Regions from separate parts of the Homo sapiens genome. Here regions 1 and 2 are each linked to region 3. Evidence: chromatin loops called from intact Hi-C (ENCODE). Cell type or tissue: GM12878. All regions are shown on one strand.

Region 1 (8,000 bases), 49 kb after region 3:
AGAAGTATTCTTGCTAAGGCGGGGCACGGTGGCTCACACCTGTAATCGCAGCACTTTGGGAGGCTGAGTGGGGGAATCACCTGAGGTCAGGAGTTCAAGACCGGCCTGGCCAACATGGTGAAACCCTGTCTCTACTAAAAATACCAAAAAAATTAGCCAGGCATGGTGGTACATGCCCATAATTCCAGCTACTCGGGAGGCTGAAGCAGGAGAATTGCTTGAACCTGGGAGGCAGAGATTACAGTACGCTGAGATTGCACCACTGCACTCCAGCCCGGGTGACAAAGCAAGACTCCATTTCAGAAAAAAAAAAAAAGTATCCCTGCCAATAAATGAGGATGAAGTGATAGAATTAGACTAATCTGGGCTGGGCGAGGTGGCCTTACATCTGTAATACCAGCACTTTGGGAAGCCAAGTGTGGGCTCACTTGAGCCCAGGAGTTCACAAACCAGCCTGGGTGACACAGCAAGACCCCATGTCTTAAAAAAAAAAAATTTTTTTTAAATAATTAGACTAATTTGGCCAGGTGCGGTGGCTCATGCCTGTAATCTCAGCACTTCAGGAGGCTGAGGCAGGAGAACTGGTTGAATCTGGGAGGTGGAGTTTGCAGTAAGCCGAAATCATACCACTGCACTCCAGCCTGGAGACAGAGTGAGACTCTGTCTCAAAAAAAAACAAAAAACAAACAAACAAAAAACAATTAGACTAATCTAAGATTGATCATCACTAGCTGCTAACATCACAAAAAAAGAGAAGCCACCAACTCCTGATGGAAGAACACACCACCACCTATTCAACTTTCTAGATCCATCTGTCAAACTAAGACCTTACAGAGGAGAGAGGAACATGTTAACCTACACCAAGAAAATGCCATCAGTAAAATCCAGACTGTGGGAAATTCTATGGGTAGATCTTGGTTGAGTCCCAATACAAACAAATGTATCCAAAAAAAAATTTATGACATTTGAAACCACTGAAATTGTGAACACTGATTGGATAGCTGATGATAAGGAATGATTGTTAACTTGTTTTAGTTGTAATAGTGGTATTGTGGATATGTTTTTGTTTATTTATTTATTTATTTTATTATTATTATTTTTGAGATGGAGTTTTCGCTCTTGTTGTCCAGGCTAGAGTGCAACAGGACAACCTAGCTCACAGCAACCTCCACCTCTTGGGTTCAAGTGATTCTCCTGCCTCAGCCTCCCAAATAGCTGGGATTACAGGCACCCACCACCATACCCGGCTAATTTTTTATATTTAGTAGAGATAAGTTTTCACCATGTTGGTCAGGCTGGTCTCGAACTCCTGACCTCAGGTGATCCACCCACCTTGGCCTCCCAAAGTGCTGGGATTACAGGCATGAGCCAACCCCCCTGGCCTGTGGATATGTTTTTAAAATCCTTATCCTTGGCCGGGCACGGTGGCTCACGCCTGTTGATCCTAGCACTTTGGGAGGCTGAAGTGGGCGGATCACCTGAGGTCAGGAGTTCCAGACCAGCCTGGCCAACATGGTGAAACCTCGTCTCTACAAAAATTAAAAACTTAGCCGGGCATGATGGTGGGCGCCTGTAATCCCAGCTACTCGGGAGGCTGAGGCGGAAGAATTGCTTGAACCCAGGAGGCAGAGGTTACAGTGAGCCAAGATCATGCCATTGCACTCCAGACTGGGTGACAGAGCAAGACTCTGTCTCAAAAAAAAAAAAAAAAAAAAAAAAAAAATCCTTATCCTTTAGAGATATATACTGAAATAGTCACAGGTAAAATATCATATTTAGAATTCACTTTAAAATGATTTGAGAAGGACTGAGATGAAACGAGATTGGCCTAGAAGTTAATAATTGTTGAAACTAGGTAATGGGTACATGGGGTTTCATTATGCTATTGTCTACTCTTATATATGTTGTTTAAAATTCTTCATAACAAAAGAGTTTTAAATACACATTAATACAATGAGCTCTCAATATCCTCACATAGTCTTAGCTCATGTAAGCCTTAGAAAAGGGGCTGAACAGCCAGGCGAGGTGGTTCTCACCTATAATCCCAGCATTTTGGGAGGCTGAGGCAGGTGGATCACCTGAGGTCAGGAGTTCGAGACCAGCCTGGCCAACACGGCACAACCCTGTCTCTACTAAAAATGCAAAAATTAGCCAGGCATGGTGGCAGATGCCCGTAATCCCATCGACTCGGGAGGGTGAGGCAGGAGACTCGCTTGAACCCAGGAAGTAGAGGTTGCAGTGAGCCAAGACTGCACCACTGCACTGCAGCCTGGGCAACAAGAGTGAGACTCTGTCTCAAAAAAAAAAAGAAAAAAGAAATGGGGCTGAAGAAGCTGGGCCATGTGTAGCCTCGTGGTCACTGTGTTCTCCTAGCAATTCATTGACTCCCCCTCGGCTACTGCAATGGTTCAGGCTGCATGTTGGGTCTTTATACTAGGAACAAAACACAAAATTACAAAAAGTACATTTTCTTTTTTTTTTTTTTGAGACAGAGTCTCGCTCTGTTGCCCAGGCTGGAGTGCAGTGGCATGATCTCGACTCACTGCAAGCTCCGCCACCCGGGTTCACGCCATTCCTCTGCCTCAGCCTCCCGAGTAGCTGGGACTACAGGGCCCGCCACCGTGCCCGGCTAATTTTTTTTGTGTATTTTTAGTAGAGACGGGGTTTCACTGTGTTAGCCAGGATGGTCTCGATCTTCTGACCTCGTGATCCGCCCGCCTCAGCCTCCCACAGTGCTGGGATTACCGGTGTGAGCCACTGCACTGGGCCCAAAAAGTACATTTTCTATAAAAATGCTTCACTTAAGGCCGGGCACGGTGGCTCACGCCTGTAATCCTAACACTTTGGGAGGTCAAGGTGGGTGGATCACTTGAGGTCAGGAGATCAAGACCATCCTGGCCAATATGGTGAAACCTTGTCTCTACTAAAAATACAAAAATTAGCCGGGCGTGGCAGCGAGAGCCTGTAATCCCACCTACTCCGGAGGCTGAGGCAGAAGAATTGCTTGAACACGGGAGGCGGAGGTTGCAGTGAGCTGAGATCACGCCACTGCACTCCAGACTGGCGACAAAGCTAGACTCCGTCTCAAAAAAAAAAGCTTCACTGAAGTTTGAGAGTCTTTCAAGTATAAGGCCCTAGGCCCAGCACTCTAGAGGACACTACATTGAGAAGACATGGCCCTATGTTCCGGTGGGGAGGAGGGAGGTATTGATCTAACGGAGAGAGAAGGACGAATACCCAGCTGATGGGGTGCATGGCCAAATGAAATACACAAAAAGGCATCCAGAAGAAGGACAGTTCCTCCAGATCGTTGCAGGAAATCCATACAGGTCCATGCTGAGATGACCCTGGGATTAAGCCTACCCAGATAGGATTTCAGCAGCAATGAGGAGGGGTCCTTCTGGCTGAGGGGATGGCAGGAAGATCTGGAGTGAGGAATGAAACACATGTGGCTTGCAAAGGGGGAGTAAGGCAAGTTTGTTAGAAGAAGGGTCAAGGCTGGAAGAAGATGAGTGATAGGGAAAAGAGAGGCAGGACCTGGCTGTGAAGGACAGTGACTATCACGCCGAGGGTCAGGGCTTCATCTGGTGAGCCCAGGGAAACCACACACTGTATTAGGAAGGCGGCACCTCCTGCTGCTTCAAAGGACAATGCAATCTGGCAGTTTCCTATGCAAGCTCAGCCACACCATCTGCCCTCCTCTTGGTTTCAGGCAATGGCCCAGCAATGCAGATCAAATGGTGTGAGTCAAGATTGTTAAATCGGTATTAAATGTAGAGCTGTGGCTGTGCGTGTGACAAGATGCCAAATGGAATGAAGCATCACTAAGCAATCAGAACTCCAAGGACTCTTAAAAAAAAAAGTAAGGCAACGTGGCAAAGCATCGCACATAAAAGAAAAAAAGTGTACAGCACCCAGCATGACCCCAAAACTTATTGACAGTTTGCTCCGTGTGTATGATTATGAAAGGGGCCTCTTAAAGCCACATCTCCGTGTGGTGACACCTGCTGTGTGATTCACCACACACCAAGCTGCCAATTTCAATTTTGTTCAGAGGTGTTTCTTACCATCTCCTCTCTCCACGTGTCAGCATCCAGCAGTCATCCAGGGAACAGGCCCATTTCCCCTCTCTTTCCCCTTGGGATAAGCATATACTGATCTTGTTCTAGGGAACCTCACAGCCTTTTCATAGACCTGTCTTTCTTTACTGACATAGTTTGCCAGCTGTATCCCAAAAGACTACAGGGGAAGTGAAAGCCACATGTTTGAATATCCAGGGGCTCCCACAAAGCACTTTGCCTCAACCTGTTGGCCTCTTACTAAATAACCAGGGTGTGTGCACACTTCCCTCCCCCTCCTCCACTCCAGTTGTGTGACAGTGGTATGCAGGTCTGTCACTCACACTGCCTTGCACATTGTGGTCACTGCAGGAGATCAATAAACAATATGACCAAAGCTAGTGCAGGCTCACTGTCACAAACGTTTCAGACTTCTTGTCAGGCCCCAATCTTGGATTAACAGACCCTCCCTGAGAAACGTACAAGGTTCAGTAGCAGCAGCTGAAGAACTCACAGCAGACACTCCACCAAAGGCGCAAAAATACTGGGGAGGCCAGACGCGGTAGCTCACCCCTGTAATCCCAGCACTTTGGGAGGCCAAGGCAGGTGGATCATGTGAAGTCGGGAGTTCGAGACCAGCCTGACCAACATGGAGAAACCCCGACTCTACTAAAAATACAAAATTAGCCGGGCATGGTGGTGCATGCCTGTAATTCCAGCTACTCGAGAGGCTGAGGCAGGAGAATTGCTTAAACCCGGGAGGCGGAGGTTGCGGTGAGCTGAGATCGCGCCACTGCACTCCAACCTGGGTAACAAGAGCAAAACTCCATCTCAACAACAACAACAACAACAACAACAACAAAAATACTGGGGAGGAAGGGGTCCATGTGGCAAGTGTACCCCAGTCACTTGCAAAAACCAAGCCGCCAGATGACCTTGGGCAAGGTCTAGATCAGACAAGTGTCTGTGATGCAATCAACCGCCAATCACAGGGCCAGGAGAGCCACAGAGCAGGCACTCAGCACACAGAGCAGCAGACATGCTATGTGTTTGACACCCTGCAAGACTGGCATGTGGCTTTCTCTGATCAGAGACAAGAGGCCACTCCATCACTCAAAGCCAAGTATGGGCACTCACTCTCCTTGAACCAGCCCTTACTCTGACTGATGTCACTGATGTCTGCAAGGAGGAATGAGTTCACACCTGTGCAGAAAAGAGTTCACACAGCAGGCCTGAGACTGCCCGTCCTTTGACAGGCCTGCTTCCAAGGGGCCTTTGGCTAGTGTCTGGTAGCTTGAATTTGGGGAGGTTTCCTACCATTCCCTAACTGATAAGGGTGGCTCACTGTGCCTATACTGTTTGTACAAACGATGTGATTTATGGCAAATATCTGCTTTCCAGCTCACACCTGTAATACCAGCACTTTGGGAGGCTGAGATCACCTGAGGTCAGGAGTTCGAGACCAGCCTGGCCAACATGGTGAAACTCCATCTCTATTAAAAATACAAAAATTAGCCAAAAATATCTTGAACCCAGGAGGCAGAGGTTGCAGTGAACTGAGACTGCACCACTTCACTCCAGCCTGGGCGACACAGCAAGACTCTGTCTCAAAAAAAAAAAAAAAAATCTGCTTTCCTTCTGGGAATCTGGAATTTGGGTACGTGCCAAACAGAAGGTGCCCACATGACGAACTCCCAGTAAAAACCCTGGGCTCTGAGTCTCTAAGGATCTTCCCTGGTTGGCAGCATTTCACGTGCGTTGTCACAACTCGGTGGTGGAGGGATTAAGCGCATCTTGTGTGACTCCACTGGGAGAGGACCCTTGGAAGCTTGCAGCTGTTTTTCCCCAGACTTCACTCTGTTTCTTTGCCATCGTGCTTTCTTTGCATCCTTTCATTGTAATAAAGTATAGCTGTGGGTACAACTATTAGGTTGGTACAAAGGTAATCACAGTTTTTGCCATTAATATATGCTGAGTCCTGTGAGTCCTCCTAGTGGGTCATTGAGCCTGGGGTTACTTTCGGAGACCTCCAACCCAGGACCCCACAGAAGAGTCTCCCCAGTGTGAGGTGGGTGGACACCTTTGCGTGGGCTGAGTCAGAAGACTGTGATTGAATCCTCGTGCTGTTCATGTGCTTCCAGTTTTTTCCCCATGTAACAGGATGGCAAGATCAGCACTCCTGCACTGAAAGCATAAACTGGAAGTCACTCTGACACTTGCAGAATACCCCACAGACAAAAGGTTGTATTATCCAGTTGGATCTAACATTTTAGGGTAGAGGCCCCTTCTTTGATCAATAGCTGGCTTCCAACAGTGCAAGGCAAGCCATCAGATACACAGAAAAGTAGCTTTAAAAGCTATAAGGCCAGGCCAGGCACGATGGCTCACACCTGTAATGCCAGCACTTTGGGAGGCTGAGGCGGGCAGATCACTTGAAGTCAGGAATTTGAGACCAGCCTGGCCAACATGGTGAAACTCCGTCTCTACTAAAAATACAAAAATTAGCAGGGCATGGTGGCAGGTGACTGTACTCCCAGCTACTTGGGAGACTAAGACAGGAGAATTGCTTGAACCCAGGTGGCAGAGGTTGTGGTGAGCCAGGATCGTGCCACTGCACTCCAGCCTGGGCAACAGAGTGAGATTCTGTCTAAAAAAAAAAAAAAGCTATAAGGCCGGGCATGGTGGCTTACGCCTATAATCCCAACACTTTGGGAGGCTGAGGAGAGTGGATCACTTGAACTCAAGAGGTTGAGACCAGTTTGGCCAACATGGTGAAACCCCATCTCTACTAAAAATACAAAAATTAGCTGGGTGTGGTGGTGCACACCTGTAATCCCAGCTACTCCAGAGGCTGAGGCAGGAAAATCGCTTGAACCCAGGAAGCAGAGGTTGCAGTGAGCCAAGATTTTGCCACTGCACTTCAGCCTGGGCAACACAGCGAGACTCCATCTCAAAAAATTTAAAAAAAAAAAAATAAGATACTGGTTCACTGAGTAGCCTATTGCAACACATTCAAAGCTAGAAACACATTATATCCACATTCCCACTGTTGCTTTTCCTGCACTCCTGGCTTAAGCCTGCAATCTCCAATTTATCTCCCCAGTTAACTTATTGCAGCAAACAAGTTTTTGAAATGGAAGACAAATTAAGAAAAATTCAAGTTTGGCATGAACATACTTGGCTTTCTGAAATCCCATAAACTCACAGGCAACTCTAATTCATTTACTCACTCATCTATTAACAGACAAACCAAGCTACTGAGGATGTATCAGTGGCAAGTACTACTCCAGGCTCTATGTGGAATACAAAGAAGATGCCAAACTTGGCCATGGTGTCCCCTTGACACAAAGTTATCTGCAGAGAAGCTCAGACATACCCTGTAAATTCCCAAAGGAGGAAGACCTGGTTCTTTGGATCAGTACGGGGCTACTCTAGGTATTTCAAACAGGAGAAATTCAATACAGGGATCTGCTTACACAGGAGAAGGTACTGTTTTGTTTTGTTTTGTTTATTTATTTTATTTATTTTTTGAGACCGAGTCTCACTCTGTCACCCAGGCTGGATTGCAGTGGCATGATCTTGGCTCACTGCAACCTCCACCTCCCAGGTTCAAGTGATTCTCATGCCTCAGACTCCCGAGTAGCTGGGGTTACAGGCACCCACCACCATGCCCAGCTAATTTTTGTATTTTTAGTACAGACAGGATTTCGCCATGTTGGTCAGGCTGGTCTCAAACTCCTGACCTCAGGTGACCCACCTGCCTCAGCCTGCCAAACTGCTGGGATTACAGGCGTGAGCCACCACGCCCAGCAGAGAAGGTACTATTGAAAGAGAATCCTGGAGAAGGTGAGACAACCCCAGGGTCATGGAGGTGGGACACTAGCACCACAGCAGGGATGCACTGTCCAGGACAGAAGCTGGGACACCAGGTAAGCAGAAGGC
Region 2 (8,000 bases), 150 kb after region 3:
CAGATACCTGTTGCTATAAGGTGACCATCCACCAGCATGAAACCCTACATAATCCTTTGCTGTGTGGGCCCAGACCAAAGCACATGGCTGGTTTCTCACCAGATGTTAAGAGAGACTGGGGGGTTGCTTTTTTCCCTTTCTGTCACTGAGAACCATTTTTTGGTGCCTATCTCCATTTCTCCGTCTCTGTCACTCAATGTGTGAGGCTCTCTGGGTCTGTCTCAGTCTCTCTCAGCCTGTGTCTCTCTGGTCATCTGCCCCCCTCCTCACCTCTCTTTCCTTTTCCCTTTTCTTGAAACGCGCAAGGGAGTTCCCTGACCTCACCCCGGGCTCTCACTTCCAGCACGATGAGTCAGCACAGGGTTAGAAACTGAAAGATCAGGATCCAGCTGTAAAGGGAGAGACTGACAACCACAGAGCAACCTCCTTAGAAGGAAGGGGCCAGGCAGATTCACGCAGGGTAATAAAAGCAGCCTTGGGTGAGCTCTCGCCCTACCAACCCAGCCCTGCCAGCTAAGGGCTGATTGCTGTTGACATTCACAAGCACAGGAGCCAGACAGAGTGGCTCACGCCTGTAATACCAGCAGTTTGGGAGGCCAAGGTGGGAGGATCGCTTGACCCTAGGAGTTTGAAACCAACCCTGGGCAATATAGTGAGACCTCATCTCTAGAAGAAAATTAAAAAAAAAAAAAAGAAGAAGAAAGAGAAAAGGAAGCACAGGAGCCCACTTTGCATTAGCGTTTGTGCAGCGATCCCTGTCAATTTCACAACATACATATAGAGCTTTAAACTGGGAGAGCAGGTGTCATGGGATCCTTCCTTGTACTACACCGAGGAGGAAGGCAGGGGAGCATTCTTAGCCCACTTTACAGATAAAGGAATGAGGCTGGGTGCAATTAAGTGACTCAGTGCAGATATTTGCACCCCAAACCCCAGTTCAAGATTCCCCAGACCCCAAGGGATTGGGGCTCCTGTGGGGTCAGGTTAATGGACTAACTGTCCAAGGCTGAGGACCAGATCAGCCAGGAGGAAGAGCTCTTGCTGGTTGAACCCAGAACTCCCCTGGGGACTGTCCGGACATGAACCAAGAGCTGGGGTTCCTGGGCCCAGACCTGAGGTGTCTGATTGCATTTATGGAACACAGATGAGAGGCTTGGAGTTCTGGCCGGGCACGGTGGCTCACGCCTGTAATCTCAGCAATTTGGGAGGCCGACGCAAGAGTTTCACTTGAGCCCAGGAGTTCGAGACCAGCCTGGGCAACATGGCGAAACCCTGTCTCTACAAAAAAATACAAAAATTAGCCAAGCATGGTAGTATGCACATGCAGTCTCCAGCTACTTGGGAGGCTGAGGTGGGGGAATCACTTGAACCCACAAGGCAGAGGCTGCAGTGAGCCAAGATCGTGCCACTGCACTCCAGCCTGGGCAACAGAGGGAGAACCTCTCTCAACAAAAAACAAAACGAAAACAAACGAGGCTTCAAGTTCTAAAAACTAAGTTCAGCAAAGCTCTGGAAAAGGTGGAGCACCCTGAGTGGGTCACTCAGCCCCTCCAACCCTCGACTTCTTCACTTGACACCTGGACATGACTGCACCCACCTCTCAGGGTTTCCCCAGGGTCTCAAGAGACCATGGGGGTGAAAGTGTATTGCTCAACGTAATCCTAGGTGCAGAGGAGGAGAAAAGGCGCGTGGGCGGCCCAAAGTTCCCAAAGCCTGCCTTCTGCCTCCTGTCTGAAGGAGCAGCCCTGAGCCTCTAAGCTCAGACTCATAGACAGGTCCCAGGAGACTGTGCTCCAAGAGACCCCTTGGGGCACAGAGCTGGAGCAGGCAGGACCTCCGAAGGCTCACTTCCTGCTGCCTAGAATGTGTGTCCCCCACTCCTTTCCTGCCAGCTCCTTTTCTTCCTTCGAGTTTCAGCTCCCATGTGTCCTCTTGGTCTTCAGAAAGTCTTCCCCATGCCCAGCTATTTTTTAATTTTTTTTATTTTTTGTAGAGATGGGGTCTCCCTATGTTGCCCAGGCTGACCTTGAACTGTTGAGCTCAAGCGATCCTCCCCTCCCGCCTCAGCCTTCCAAAATGCTGAGATTTCAGGTGGGAGCACCTAACCATTTCTTTTGTCTGTCCCCCTTCCCTAGAACATAAGCTCTAGGATGGCAGGGATTAGACTTGTCTCATGCTTTGCACGTTCCCCAAAGGCTAACACTGGGCCTGACACAGAAAAGGCTCAGTATGCGCTGAATGAATGTGTGAACGAATGACTGAATTAACGGAGATCTTGTCTGGTGAGGAGTCAAACATATAATCAATCACAATAGGATGTGTTAAATGCTGAGGTCCAGCTAAGCCCAAACTGCTATGGGAGCTTAGAAGGGCAGGTAAGTTCCCTCATCCTATGCCCTAGCCACCCCACTAAGGACCCAGGAGGAAAGAGGCACAGGATAGAGGCGAGTTACTCACCACACATCTCAGTGAGGGCCCCCAGGACCCCCAGAAGGAAGAGGAAGGCCCCAAGGTGCCTCATGGCAGCAGCAGGTGGGTGAGCAGTGAGCAAGAATCGGGAAAGACTCCTGGGGCTGGCCCTGCTGAGGCTCTCCTGACCACAGCTGGTCACCGCTCCGAGAGACGCAGCTTCCTGTCACTGATTAATCCTCCATGCCTGCAATGCACGGCTAAGTCTGCAGAGGGGTGGGGCGGGGGAAGGTCTGTGGTGGCGGGGAACATAAGGCCAAAGAACAGAGGAAGGAAGGGCAGAGCAGCCCTCCTGGAGGTAGGGAACAAAGGGAGGAGGAGGGCTAGTGGGACCATGTGAGACATCTTGAGGCCATTCACGTTCCTGCTTAAAGAGCCCGGGACCAGCGCAGAGGGCCTGATGCCTGATCTGTCAAGTCTGTCCGACCGTGCCTGTCTGCTGTCCCCCCAGCTGTTCCAGTGGTGGATTGGCAGGACCGGGTGCCTACCCGGTACTCCTTACCAAAGGAGCCCCTGGTAGTGCCCACCTAGCCCAGGACAAGGAGTGGAACGGGAGCTGCAGCTGCAGTGGTCACGTGAGCAGCATTGCTGGAGTCAGCTGTTTTTCAGCACCGCCTCCCTCAGTTGTGGCGGGAGGGGATTGTGGGGGTGGGGGAGTTGGGCAGTTGGGGAGGGGGAGTTGGGCAGTTCGGTGGGGGGGGGGAGTTGGGCAATTGAGGGGAGGGTGGGTGCCGCTGGCCCCAGACCAGCCAGGCCACTTTTCTCAACCAATCCGAAAGGGCTGGGAGCCTCCTGGAGAGGACAAAACAAAACAAGTTAAAGAATGGGATTAAGTCCGGGCACGGTGGCTCACACCTGTAATCCTAGCACTTTGAAAGGCTGAGGCGGGCAGATCACTTGAGCTCAGGAGTTGGAGACCAGCCTGGGCAACATGGGGAAACACTGTCTCTACAAAAACACAAAAAACACATACAAAAAACCATAAATTAGCCTGGCGTGGTGGCAGACGTCTGTAATCCCAGCTACTTGGGGGGCTGAGGCAGGAGGATCGCTTGAACCCAAGAGGTGGAGGCTACAGTGAGCCAAGATTACACCACTGCACTCCAGCTTGGGTGACAAAGTGAGACCCTGTCTCAAAAATAAAATAAAATAAAAAGAATGAGATTGAATCGAGACACAAAGCTACCAGAAGCAGGGGTACTTGCCAGAACTCGGAAAGTAACCTCAAAAAAAATCTCTGCAAACAGGGAAGAGAACAAAAGATTCCTCATCTGCCCAGCCCCACAGGAGAATCAATGTATACGAGTTAACTAGTGGTGGCTGTGTGACTTTGGCCAGGTCACTTAACCTCTCGAGTTTAAAATAGTTCTTCCTGTGTGAGAAGAGAGGGTTAGGCAAGATCATCCTAACAGTTCCCTTTCAGCTCAATTTGTGAAGACACTATGACCTTAAAATATCTCCAATCATTTCCATGCACAATCTGCATTGCAATTATTTTATGGTAAATTGCCAAGGTTCACTCTTTTAAGACAATCTTTTTGAGCCTGATTTATCACAAACCAAGCCCTTGACATAAATAAATACAGCAACGTGTGTCTGTTTACGGAACTACTTGAAAATTTTAAATGATAGGTTGTCCAGTCAGAAAGGCTGGATGTGGCCACTAGGAGGAGCACCCCTGGAGGTTCTGAGGAAGGAGGGAGGCCAGTGGGGAGCCCAACTTCCGCAGAACCGCACGTTTGGACCTTCAGGGGAGTCATGGTGAAGTGTGTGCAATGGAGCCACCTTGGTCCTGGGTGGGACTGCCTTGGCTCCCCCAACCCTCTGCCTGTTTCCAGTAACAACTATTATGATTCCTATTTCCAGGAAGGCAGCCTGGAGGAGGTGGCCATGGAGGATAGCCTTCGTTATCGTCAGCCTCTGGTGAGAAGCAGCAGCATCCTTCCAGAGAGTCACTTCTGATCCCCAAGGTAGTTAGGGTGTCGAAGTAAAGGAGGGAGACACCCCCCTGCCTACCTACCTGGACTCAGTGCTAGAGGGTGGGGGAGTAGGAATAGGAAGACAGCATATTTCCCATACATATTAGAAATACTGGTGGCTCATGCCTGTAATCCCAGCACTTTGGGAAGCCAAGGCAGGAGGATTGCTTGAGCCCACAAGTTTGAGACCAGTCTAGGCAAGATGGTGAGACCCTGATTCTAAAAAACAAACAAAACCAAAAAATGCCAGGGATGGTGGTGTGTGCCTGTAAGTCTCAGCTAATCTAGAGGCTACAAGTGGGAGGATCACTTGAGCCCAGGAGGCTGAGGTTGCAGTGAGCTGAGATCAGACCACTGCACTCCAGTCTGGGCGACAGAAGGAGACCCTGTCCTAAAAATAAAGTAAAATTAAAAAAAGAAATAGAGTGACTGGTCAGGGGTAGTGCTATTTCAGGTCATGTGGTCAGGGAATGTGAAAAACAAAAATGATTACATCATTTAGATCAGGATTTCTATTTTTTTTATTTTTGAACTCCTGGGCTCAAGCGATCCTCCTGTCTCAGCCTCCCAAAGAGCTGGGATTACAGGCATGAACCACTGCACCTGGCCAGATCAAGATTTCTATTTGTGGTGAAAACTAGCTTGGAATGAGAAAGTAAAAGTCTGCCTGTGCTCCCACTAGACTGGGATAACAGGGACCTCTAAAGCCAGCTGCAAGCCAGCTGCAACATCAACAGGAAACATTTCTTATTTTTTCTTATTTATTTATTTTTTTTGAGACAGGGTCTCACTCGTTGCCCAGGCTGGAGTGCAATGGCATGATCTCGGCTCACTACACCCTCCTCCCGGGTTCAAGCGATTCTCCTGCCTCAACCTCTTGAGTAGCTGACATCACAGGCATGCGCCACCACCCCCAGCTAATTTTTGTATTTTTAGTAGAGACAGGGTTTCACCCTGTTGGCCAGGTTGGTCTCGGACTCCTGACCTCAAGTGATCTGCCTGCCTCAGCCTCCCGAAGTATTGGGATTACAGGCATGAGCCAGCGCGCCTGGCCAACAGGAAACATTTCTATCAAGGCCATGCATGCTACAGCTATTTGGGTGACTACTACTTTTTTTACTGATTATTTATATTTTTCCCCCTAAAAGCACAAGCAATCAGAAATTTGCTGTTTGATATCCTATTAGTAAGAACAGAACATCCCACTGTTGCCTAAAAGAGCTATGTCATTTTGACACAGACAAGCAGTCTCAGATAAGGTGTTTCTGGACTCAGCATTCCACATTTTTCTTAACTTTGTAGTTTCCAAGGAAACAAGACTCTAGGTCCACTTTGCCGTCCAGACCTGAAGCGGACCCTTCATACACAGCCCTGTGATACTTGGAGCCTGCTTGCCTCAAAACACTGCTTGCTTTACACTTCACCTAACTCCACCCTTCCCTTCAATTCTTTAATAACCTTTCCCTTTGTTCAGCCAGATCACTATAGTTCCTCTGCTGGGTGGTTTCCCTCATTGGAATAAGTCAACAACTGGGTTTGTTTCTGGTGGTTTTAGGCTGACTTGGCGAGGACTAGCCTAAAAATTAACCCAAAAGAGAAAAATAAAATTGTATGCATGAAGATGGCATGAGAAGAATGAATATAACAAATACACAACTCTAGTTCTATATGAAATATCTATTTTAGTGATTAAAAGTGTATATATATTAAAATCATATTTTAAGGCCAGGCACAGTGGCTCACACCTGTAATCCCAGCACTTTGGGAGGCCGAGGCGGGTGGATCACCTGAGGTCAGGAGTTCGAGACCAGCCTGACCAACAGGGTGAAATCCAGTCTCTACTAAAAATACAAAAATTAGCCGGGCATGGTGGCATGTGCCTGTGGTCCCAGCTACTTGGGAGGTTGAGGCGGGAGAATTGCTTGAACCTGGGGGCCAGAGGTTGCAGTGAGCCAAGATCATGCCACTGCACTCCAGCCTGGGTGACAGAGCAAGACCCCATCTCGGAGAAACAAAAAACAAAAAACAAACAAAAACAGAAAGAAAGAAAAGGAGGAAGAGGAGGAGAAAGCAAAGATAAAATCATAAAAAAATCCCATCAACTAGAGCATTGGTTCCCAACTGTGGTCACTGGATGACTGGTAGTCTCCAAGAACCTTTTAGGGGGCCTGTGAGTTTAAAATTACTTTCAAGTGGCTGGGCGCAGTGGCTCATGCCTGAAATCCCAGCCCTTTGGGAGGCCGAGGTGGGTGGATCACCTGAGGTCAGGAGTTCGAGACCAGCCTGACCAACGTGGCGAAACCCAGTCTCTACTAAAAATACAAAAATTAGCTGCGCCTGGTGGTGGGCTCCTGTAGTCCCAGCTACTTGGGAGTCTGAGGCTGGAGAATTGCTTGAACCCAGGAGGTAGAGGTTGCAGTGAGCCAAGATTACGCCACTGCACTCCAGCCTGGACAACAGAGCGAGACTCCTTCTCACACACACACACACACAAATTGCTTTCAAGTTAAGATAAATAGCAAGACACTATTAGTGTAATAGTAAGACATTTCATCAAATGGTGCAGGAACAATTGGATGTCTATATGCAAAACAAATCAACCTAAACATACACCTTTCACAAAAAATTAACTTGAAATAGACCTAACTATGAAACACAAAACTATAAAACTTCAAGAAGAGGTGATGCCTTTTTAGATACAACACCTAAAGCATAGTCCATCAAAGAAATAATTGTCTGGGTGCAGTAACCTCAGCACTTTGGGAGGCCAAAGTGGCAGGATCACTTGAGGCCAGGAGTTTGAGACAAGCCTGGGCAACATAGTGAGCCCCTATCTTTATCAAAAGAAAAGAAAAAAAGGAAAAGAAAATAAAAGAAAAAAGAGGCCGGACATGGTGGTTCACACCTGTAATCGCAGCACGTTGGGAGGCCAAGGCGGGTGGAACTCTTGTGTCAAAAAAAAAAAAGTATTAGTTTTCACACTGCTATAAAGAAATACCTGCAATTCGGTAATTTATAAAGAGGTTTAATTGACTCACAGTTGTGCATGGCTGGGGAGGCCTCAGAAAACTTGCAATCGTGGCAGAAAGCAAAGGGGAAGCAAGCACCTTCTTCACAAGGTGGCAGTAGAGAGATTGAGAAAGTGCCACACTTAAAACCATAGCTCTTGTGAGAACTCCCTCTCTATCATGAGAACAGCATGGGGGAAACCACCTCCATGATCCAGTCACCTCCCACCAGGTGTCTCCCTCAAGTGGAAATTACAATTCAAGATGAGATTTGGGTGGGGACACAGAGCCAAACCACATCAGAAAAAAAAGAAAAGAAAAGAAGGGGCCAGGTGCGGTGGTTCACACCTGTAATCCCAGCACTTTGGGAGGCCGAGGCGGGTGGATCACAAGGTCAGGAGAACAAGACCAACCTGATCAACATGGTGAAACTCCGTCTCTACTAAAAATACAAAAATTAGCTGGGTGTGGTGGCACGTACCTGTAATCCCAGCTATTCGGGAGGCTGAGGCACGAGAATCACTTGAACCTGGGAAGCAGAGAT
Region 3 (8,000 bases):
TTTAAGTTCAGTTCTCAAAATCTTTAGTATGCTGTTTAGGATCAGATCCATCCATGTGCGGCTTGAACGTGAAGCCAGGAGTTCATGAAAACAACGTTATGGGGTCACTTTCCCAAGGTGTTCTCTTTCTGTGATTTCCTGTTTTTTTCTGGTTCTCTTGGGCTCTGTTTCAGTCCTCTGGCTGCCCACTTCCCACCACCACACCTATATCGGGGGCTAAGTGGTAGGAAGAGTGAGAGAAAAATGGAACAGGGGTTCCCTCACTTCTTGGGCCCAGAGCTCTTCCTACTGGTGTGCATGGATTCCTCTGAGTTTTTGGTACCTGCAGGCCTCTCATCGCCACTGCTATCACTGACAGGGGACCCTTTCCTCCTTGAGCCTGAACTAGAGGGCTTCTCCAGGAGTTTTCTCTGTCTGCTCACTTCTGGGTCTCCCCTGAGTCCACTCTAGAAGATACTGGAGGGAAAAAATTGTAACCTCACCACCTGTTTGGTGTTACCTCAGATTCTGGTCTTCTCTAGTCTGCTTGTGGCTACTTAATTTTCAGGGTGCTCAAATAGCTGCTCTGTGCATTCTGTCCACATTTTATTTTATTTTATTTTTGAGACAGAGTCTCGCTCTGTCACCCAGGCTGGAATGCAGTGGTGCCATCTCGGCTCACTGCAACCTCTTCCTCCCGGGATCAAGTGATTATCACACCTCAGCCTCCCCAGTAGCTGGACTACAAGCGTGCGCCACCACACCCGGCTAATTTTTGTATTTTTAGTAGAGATGGGGTTTCACCATGTTGGCCAGGCCGGTCTCGAACTCCTGGCCTCAAGTGATCGGCCTGCCTCAGGCTTCCAAAGTGCACGGATTACAGGCATGAGCCACTGTGCCTGGCCCTGTCCATGTTTCATAGCTGCAGAGTGAAACCTTCTCACTTAATCCTACCTGGAACTGGAACTGAGCAGAATTGGATTTTAAAAGACTCACTCTTGCTGTCCAGACTCTGGGAGGTCAGATAGTGAAACTGGGTTGGAGGCCAGGCAGATGGAGGGCAGTGGGCAGATGTGAAAGTGCTCAGGTCTGGCACTGACAGGATCTGCTGACAAGCTGCACATGAGGGATCAGGGAGGGCAGGACTCAAGGTGACACCCAGGTTCACTTCTTAGTCATCTGCCAGGTCTGGAAAGTGACCTGAGACCTTGGCTAGTACAGTTTCAAAGTAGTGAGTGGTGGGTCATATGCAGTGGGAAGAGGCCAGGAGAGAGGTTGAGGCTACAGGAGTGACAAAACAGCAATAAGGCTGGGTGCAGTGGCTCATGTCTGTAATCCCAGCACTTTGGGAGGCCGAGGCGGGCAGACCACTTGAGGTCAGGAGTTTGAGACCAGCCTGGCCAACATGGTGGAACCCTGTCTCTACCGAAAATACAAAAATTAGCCAGGTATGGTGGCACCCACCTGTAGACCCAGCTACTCGGGAGACTGAGACAGGAGAATCACTTGAACCCGGGAGGCGGAGGTTGCAGTGAGCCGAGATCATGCCATTGTACTCCAGCTTGGGCGACAGAGACTCTGTCTCAAAAAAAAAAGAAAAGAAAAGGAAAAAGAAAACAGCGATAAAACCAAGTCCCCCAGCAAGAGGGAGAAAATCACCCTTTGAAGCTGGCACTGCTTCAAAGGGGAGAAATGTCTCCACTGGAATCATTTGGGATTCATATGGCAGGGGGGACGCAGGGAGCGTGTAATGGCAGAGAGCTGAGGGGCTCAGCTGTGGATCTGGTTTTGTTCTATGCATGAGGAAGCAAGATCTTTTGCAGTGTGGCAGGAGGCAGCAGTGAAAATATACAGAGTAGCAAGGACGTCCCTGGGAGATGGGAGAGAAAGGTGGTGAGGGACTCACACAAAGGGGACAGGTACTGATCAAGGCCAGCAGATATTCTGGGTTTGAGGAGTGTGGTCTGCCTGGCTGGGAGGTGTCAACGCACAGCAGATACCCTGCGTTTGAGGAGTGTGGTCTGCATGGTTGGAAGGGGTCACCACACAGCAGATACCCTGGGTTTGAGGAGTGTTGTCTGCATGGCTGGGAGGGTCACTGCAGAACGTGGCTGCATAGCATGTGTACGTGTGCTCAGCAAAGGGCCCTATCACCCCTGCCTGAAGGTAGAAGGTGCAGAACTGACAGGTCATCACCCAAAGACTGACAATGTTACTTCCGTCAGCTGAGTGGCCACCACACTCCAGTGACTGCTGGGCAGTTTGTAGCATGATTTGATTTATCCCTCTTGACAACTCTAAGAGGTTTTTTTTGTTTGTTTGTTTTGTTTTTTTAATGGAGTCTCGCTCTGTCGTCCAAGCTGGAGTGCAGCGGCATGATCTTTGCTCACCGCAAACTCCACCTCCCGGGTTCGAACGATTCTTCTGCCTCAGCCTCCTGAGTAGCTGTGACTACAGGCGTGCGCCACCATGCCCAGCTAATTTTTGTATTTTTACTAGAGACGGGGTTTCACCGTATTGGTCAGGCTGGTCTGGAACTCCTGACCTCGTGATCCGCCCACCTCAGCCTCCCAAAGTCAAAGTGCTGGGGTTACAGGCGTGAGACACCATGCCTGGCCCCTAAAAGGTCTTTATCATTACATACACTTTGTGGGTGAAGAGACAGAGGCAGAGGGACCCACCTTATAAGTGACACAGTCTGGATTTGGGCCCAACCTGTCTAGTGCCTGGGCTGCCCCATGGTTAGACAGAGGACAAACAGGTGTGAAGGAAGCCAGACAACCAGGAGAGAGAGGAAGAACTCACCCCAGCAGGGATGAACCACAGGGCGAGGCCAAGTGAGAAAGGAAAAGAAAAACGCAACTGCCACCTGGAGGAGTCAGATCTGGAAGGGCACTGGAAGGGTAACTGCTGTGGTGGCCAGAACAGGGCTTCTGATTTTAAGATTACTGAGCCAGAGCCCACAGAGTCTGGAGGTGACCATGTGGGGGCAGAGGTGGACAGGGCCTAGTGGGGTCAGGCTGCGTGGGGACTGGTGCTCCACGTTAAGGCACAGCTGAAGATGCAAGAGCATGCCGACCAGGGAACGAGGCCCAGGGGTTGAGGACAAGCTCCATGGCCAAGGGCCCTGGTGGACCTGAGGGCTGAGACGGGTGGGGTGCAATCCTAGCAGAGGCACCAAGACACCAGGATTTGGAAGAATGAGTGGCACAGGGAGGGGAACGCTGAAGAGGGGCACAATCGACCAGTCCCTGGGCCAGGTTTGCCCCTCTTGGAGGGTGGGGGCTGCGTAGGTGAAAGTTCCTTCTCCTGGTTGGACTCTTCTCCCCAGAGGTCTCACATTCTGATGACCCTGTGGGGACCTTATAAAGACAGGTGAGCAAGCCAGCCCTGGTTGACTCAACATGCCCTCAGAAGGGCCTCAATCCAGCCACCAGATGGCAGCTGGAAATAAGACAAAGCTTCCCGAAGTCAAAAGAGGCCTACACTTCGGAAGCTGCTTAAACAACCAATCACACGGTCCTGGGGTTGCCTGATTCCTCATCAGAACAGCAGAAAACTCCATGCCCTTCCTCATATGAATTTTTCTAATAAAGGATAAGAAAGGAATGAGAATCTGATAATAAGGACTCTCTTGAAAGGCTGCTTGGTCCTGTGGTGAGCTCTGGTCTCTCTGGTGATATGGGGCCCTGTACATCTCCAGCCCAGCAGGGAAGTCTCCTGATCTGTGGCCCAGGACATCATCTGAGGTCCCAGCCATCAGCTGCCCAGAGCTCTGCACCCACTCTGCTCTAAGCGCCCCTGTGGGTCTGGCATGCCCAGTGGGTGTAAAGCATGACTGTTTAGTGGCCACGGCCTACACAGCTATAGATCTATAGATGTTGTCCATCAGCAGCTGAGAAGTGCCCACAGGGGGACACAAGTGAGCTGATCCTGGCTAGGGCGTTGGAGATGCGTGTGCTGAAAGCTAAGAGGTCAGGAAGATAGGGTCCCAGCAAGAAAGAGGAGAGGCTGCCCAGCAGAAAGAGTGGGTATACAGGAAGAAAGCAGAGGGGTCAAGGACGGGGAGTTTTTATGAGCTTGAAGACAGATGGGAAGATCAGTGATGGGGACAGGAAGATGTAGTCAGCAGAAAGCTATATGGCAATGGGAGGCTTTGAGATGGGGCAAGGGCAGCCCCAAGAGGCAATGACCAAAGCTGATCCAGAAGCCAGGGGGCTGGACAGGTCAACCCCTGCCCCAGCACAGCAGCAGGAGGTCCATGCAGAGGAGCTCCAGGTGGAGAAGTCAGACACACATGGAGACCCCAAGATGAGGCCGGCGGGGCAGGACAGCACAGCACACAGGCTTCCCTGAGGCCAAGGGAGAGCCCTCGGGGGTGACACAAAGGACATGGGGAAGGTAAGGCAGCTTGCTACAGAGCAGGGTGGGGTGTAAGCCAAGGGGCACGGGGAAACAGTGAGGTGCCTACTCCACCCCAGGTACAGCTCTTCTCTCCTCTGCATGGGCCAGCATACCTGTGCTGCCCACATGAGTCTCTCCTCAGCCCCAAACAGTGAGCTCCTTAAAGGCCAGGTCCAAGCCTGTGCCTGTTCATCTCTGAGTTCCCTGCATCTGGCTCAGCCCCCAGGACACACAAGGACACCAATCAAAGCCTGCTGAGGGACATATGCATGCACTTTAGTGCATAAGAACCATTTTGCCTTTCAGTGACCTTGCAGGATTGCGTTGCTTTCTTTCACAGAACAGGAGCCTTCCAATGTCAACAATAAACAGGAACTATAAACAGAGGGAGTGTGCAGGGAAAACACATCCAGGGAGTTTCAGCATCTTCTCACGCACTTGGAAAAGTCTGCCCAATTTTTGGCTGAAGTCCAGCCAAAAGATTCAAAGGAAAATCTATTTTTTCCCCAAGCAGCAGAAAGAAAGACTCAGAGTAATTCTCTCAAGTGCTGTGTGCCTCTGATTTCTTGGAGTTTGATCAATGTGACACAATATTTGGGCATAACAATTAAGAACAAATAAATTCCACACAGGGAACAATGTGTCATCCAGCCCCAAATACACAGGTGGAAGGGAATGTGAGAGCTGCCACCAGGCAAAACGGAAGGAATACCAAACTGGCTGGAGAAAAGGCCACTGCATTCCAGGGCATTCTACAGGACATGCTTGCTTCACTGCTTTCAAATCCCTCTCATAACTTCAAATATGTGGAAAAAGTTTGTTTCCCCCTGAAGGGTTGCAGGCAAATATGCCCTTCTCCTGGGGATAAGTCCAATAATAACTCTTTTCAGAGGGAGCCAAATAACCCGTGTTCAAACCATCACATGCAAAATCCTTGGGAAAGCACATCATCCCGCTCTGTGGTGGCTGCTGACCAAAGACGGTTTGGCCTGGAGTGGACAGGTGACTTCTACACTCTGGCCACTGAGCCTGTCCAGCCCTCCCATCCACCACCTTCCTGGCCAGATGGAGGTCCTAGTCCCAGATCTTGCCCAGGCCAATACCCTCAGCTTCAAGGGAAGGAGCACGGAGCTGTCTCCACCAAGTTATCTTGAACCTCCCCTGGTGACTCCCAGGCTGAGGGATGCTGCAGTCTGACTATGATGCCCAGGCCACAGAGGACACTCACAGTCCCTGAACACATCTACCCTTTTGCTCCAACCATGCCCACCACCTGGAGTCCTCTTCCCTGCCCTCCTCACCTCCATCTCCATATTCCAAAGCTTCTCAAGTCTCACCTCCCACCAGTAACATCCTATCCCCACACCCCACCTCCAGCCACCCCAAGACACTGAGGGCCTCCTACCTTACACTGTGCTAATCCATATGCAAATCTCCCTTCCAACCACAGAGGGTCTTGGTTCTCACCTCTGTGGGAGCTGCCACACCTTGCTCCTGAAGTTTGAGTTCATATAGGGCTGTAAACTGAAAAAAAATTCGAAGTGCCACAACCATGTAAATGGGCTCCTCCTTTCAGCCAAGGGCATTCCAAAGTTAACCTAAAAAAAGTAGCTAGGGTCATGATGGGAAGTGGGGGTTGGACATGCCTCTGTACCCTCCTCCCTTTGGAATTCAGGCACAGCTGCCTAGCATTAACATTAAAGCAGAGATCTTAAGACTTTTTGTAGCAATGACACCAAGTTCCAGCCTGACTCTAGTATAGTATCACATGACAAATAGCAGGCCCTAAAAGAGATCAGAGTATTTTACCTGAAAATACATTTCTTTGACATATTTTGAAATGGCCCTGCAAATCTGTCTCTTGGGAAAGTCTATGTTCTTTAGAGAATCTCTTTCCTTTTCCAGGTCTTTTCCTTGATCCAGGAGAGAACTAAGAGTGTGGCACCTTTTTAAGTCTGGTGAGAACCATTTACAATCTATTCTCTCTGAAGCCTGCTACTTGGAGGCTTCATCTGCATAATAAGAACCCTGGGCCCGGCGCGGTGGCTCACACCTGTAATCCTAGCACTTTGGGAGGCCAAGGCAGGCGGATCACAAGGTCAGGAGATCGAGACCATCCTGGGTAACACCTTGTCTCTACTAAAAATACAAAAAATTAGCTGGGCGTGGTGGTGGGCGCCTGTAGTCCCAGCTACTCGGGAAGCTGAGGCAGAAGAATGGCGTGAACCCAGGAGGTGGAGCTTGCAGTGAGCCGAGATGGTGCCACTGCACTCCAGCCTGGGCGACAGAGTGAGACTCTGTCTCAAAAAAAAAAAAAAAAAAAAAAAAAAAAGCAAAGCAAAGAAAAAATATGTGGCCTGGAAATAAGTATTCCTTCCTTCAGCTCATTTTAGGCAACTGGCAAGTTCGAGCCATAAATATAAAACTGGAAAACCTCAAAAGGTCAAATTTTAGATGCACAGGCAGAGAATCACTACTGCAGTGAGCAGAGGTGGCTGGGTGCCGCTGAACAGCACTCTGCTCCAACACCTGGTCCTGGGCTCCAGGGAAGGCCCACGGCTGAGGAAGGGCTGGCAGGGAAGGGCTACCGTCCCAGCTTGCAGACCCCTCTGTGACTGACACAGGTACTCTTTTGGGAAGTGTGAGCACGCCTCCCCCAGGATGACCATGGCTTTCCCTCCTGCAGCCACAAGCAGCATGTCTTTGCCCTGAGCAGAAGGTGAATGTCTTTCTAGAGGTGAATCCCTCGGGGGCTGCTGAGCCTCATTTTGGGTCGACACATGTTGTTGGACATAAGTTGTTTGAAGACAGTAAAAGCAGTTTTTTCCTTTCACCTCTCAAGTGCCCTGGGCGCCTAATCTCCTGCGGGTGATTCTGCCCCATCTCCTGCCACCGGCTGTGGGCGGATGATTTATGAGTGCTGGGTGTCAACGAAAAGAGTCAAACTCTGTAAAATATTTGAAGAGGGCTGGGCGCAGTGGCTCACGCCTGTAATCCCAGTACTTTGGGAGGCCAAGGCAGGAGGATCACCTCAGGTCAGGAATTGGAGACCAGCCTGGCAAACATGGCAAAACCCCGTCTCTACTAAAAATACAAAAACTAGCCAGGCGTGGTGGTGGACACCTATAATCCCAGCTACTTGGGAGGCTGAGGCAGGAGAATTGCTTGAACTTGGGAGATGGGGGTTGCAGTGAGCCGAGATCACGCCACTGCACTCCAGCCTGGATGACAGAGTGAGACTCCGTCTCAAGAAAAAAGAAAAAAATATATATATATACATATATATATACACACACACACAACACATACATATTTGAAGAGATTTATTCTGAGCCAAATATGAGTGACCATGGCCCCTGGCACAGCCCTCAGGAGATCCTGAGAACATGTGCCAAGGTGATTGGGGTGCAATTTGATTTTATACATTTTAGGGAGACACGAAACTTCAATCAAATACATTTAAGAAACACATTGGTTTGGTCCAGAAAAGTGGGACAACTTGAAGTGGGCAGGGTTTCCAGGTTACAGGTAGATTTAAATTTTTTCTAATTGGCAATTGATTTTAAGAGTTATCAATAGAGGCCGGGTGCAGTGGCTCACGCCTGTAATCCCAGCAC

Evidence for each region. Hi-C counts contacts between places; a loop is a spot of excess contacts. Peaks named below come from ENCODE experiments on the same cell type or tissue, not always from the same donor. Only the 100,000 strongest peaks of a DNase experiment are listed, where the experiment ranks them.
Region 1: it touches region 3 in a loop (4-fold over the local background); 14 of 110 quality-filtered maps call a loop at or near these places.
Region 2: it touches region 3 in a loop (8-fold over the local background); 4 of 110 quality-filtered maps call a loop at or near these places.

What each region holds. Positions count from the first base shown.
Region 1 is chr22:30,702,202-30,710,201 of GRCh38, reverse strand. The region is part of intron 1 of OSBP2 (oxysterol binding protein 2); the gene reads right to left. Among named protein-coding and RNA genes, the nearest start is that of OSBP2, 11 kb to the right of the region's middle. In GM12878, a CTCF peak has its summit at 4,025 (motif pointing left); DNase peaks (open chromatin) are centred at 3,881 and 4,151; H3K4me3 peaks cover 656 bases; H3K27ac peaks cover 2,350 bases.
Region 2 is chr22:30,601,853-30,609,852 of GRCh38, reverse strand. It overlaps TCN2 (transcobalamin 2), which reads right to left and starts at 2,679. Exons shown (of 9, transcript NM_000355.4): 1 at 2,458-2,679. The coding sequence starts at 2,521. It also overlaps a transcript of PES1 not described here. RefSeq lists enhancers at 183-462, 237-531, 2,517-2,811, 2,314-2,893. In GM12878, CTCF peaks have their summits at 4,138 (motif pointing right) and 7,562 (motif pointing right); DNase peaks (open chromatin) are centred at 342 and 2,644; H3K4me3 peaks cover 2,414 bases; H3K27ac peaks cover 3,269 bases.
Region 3 is chr22:30,751,004-30,759,003 of GRCh38, reverse strand. The region is part of intron 2 of OSBP2 (oxysterol binding protein 2); the gene reads right to left. Among named protein-coding and RNA genes, the nearest start is that of MIR3200, 23 kb to the right of the region's middle. RefSeq lists a silencer at 3,333-3,482. In GM12878, a CTCF peak has its summit at 3,401 (motif pointing right); a DNase peak (open chromatin) is centred at 3,433.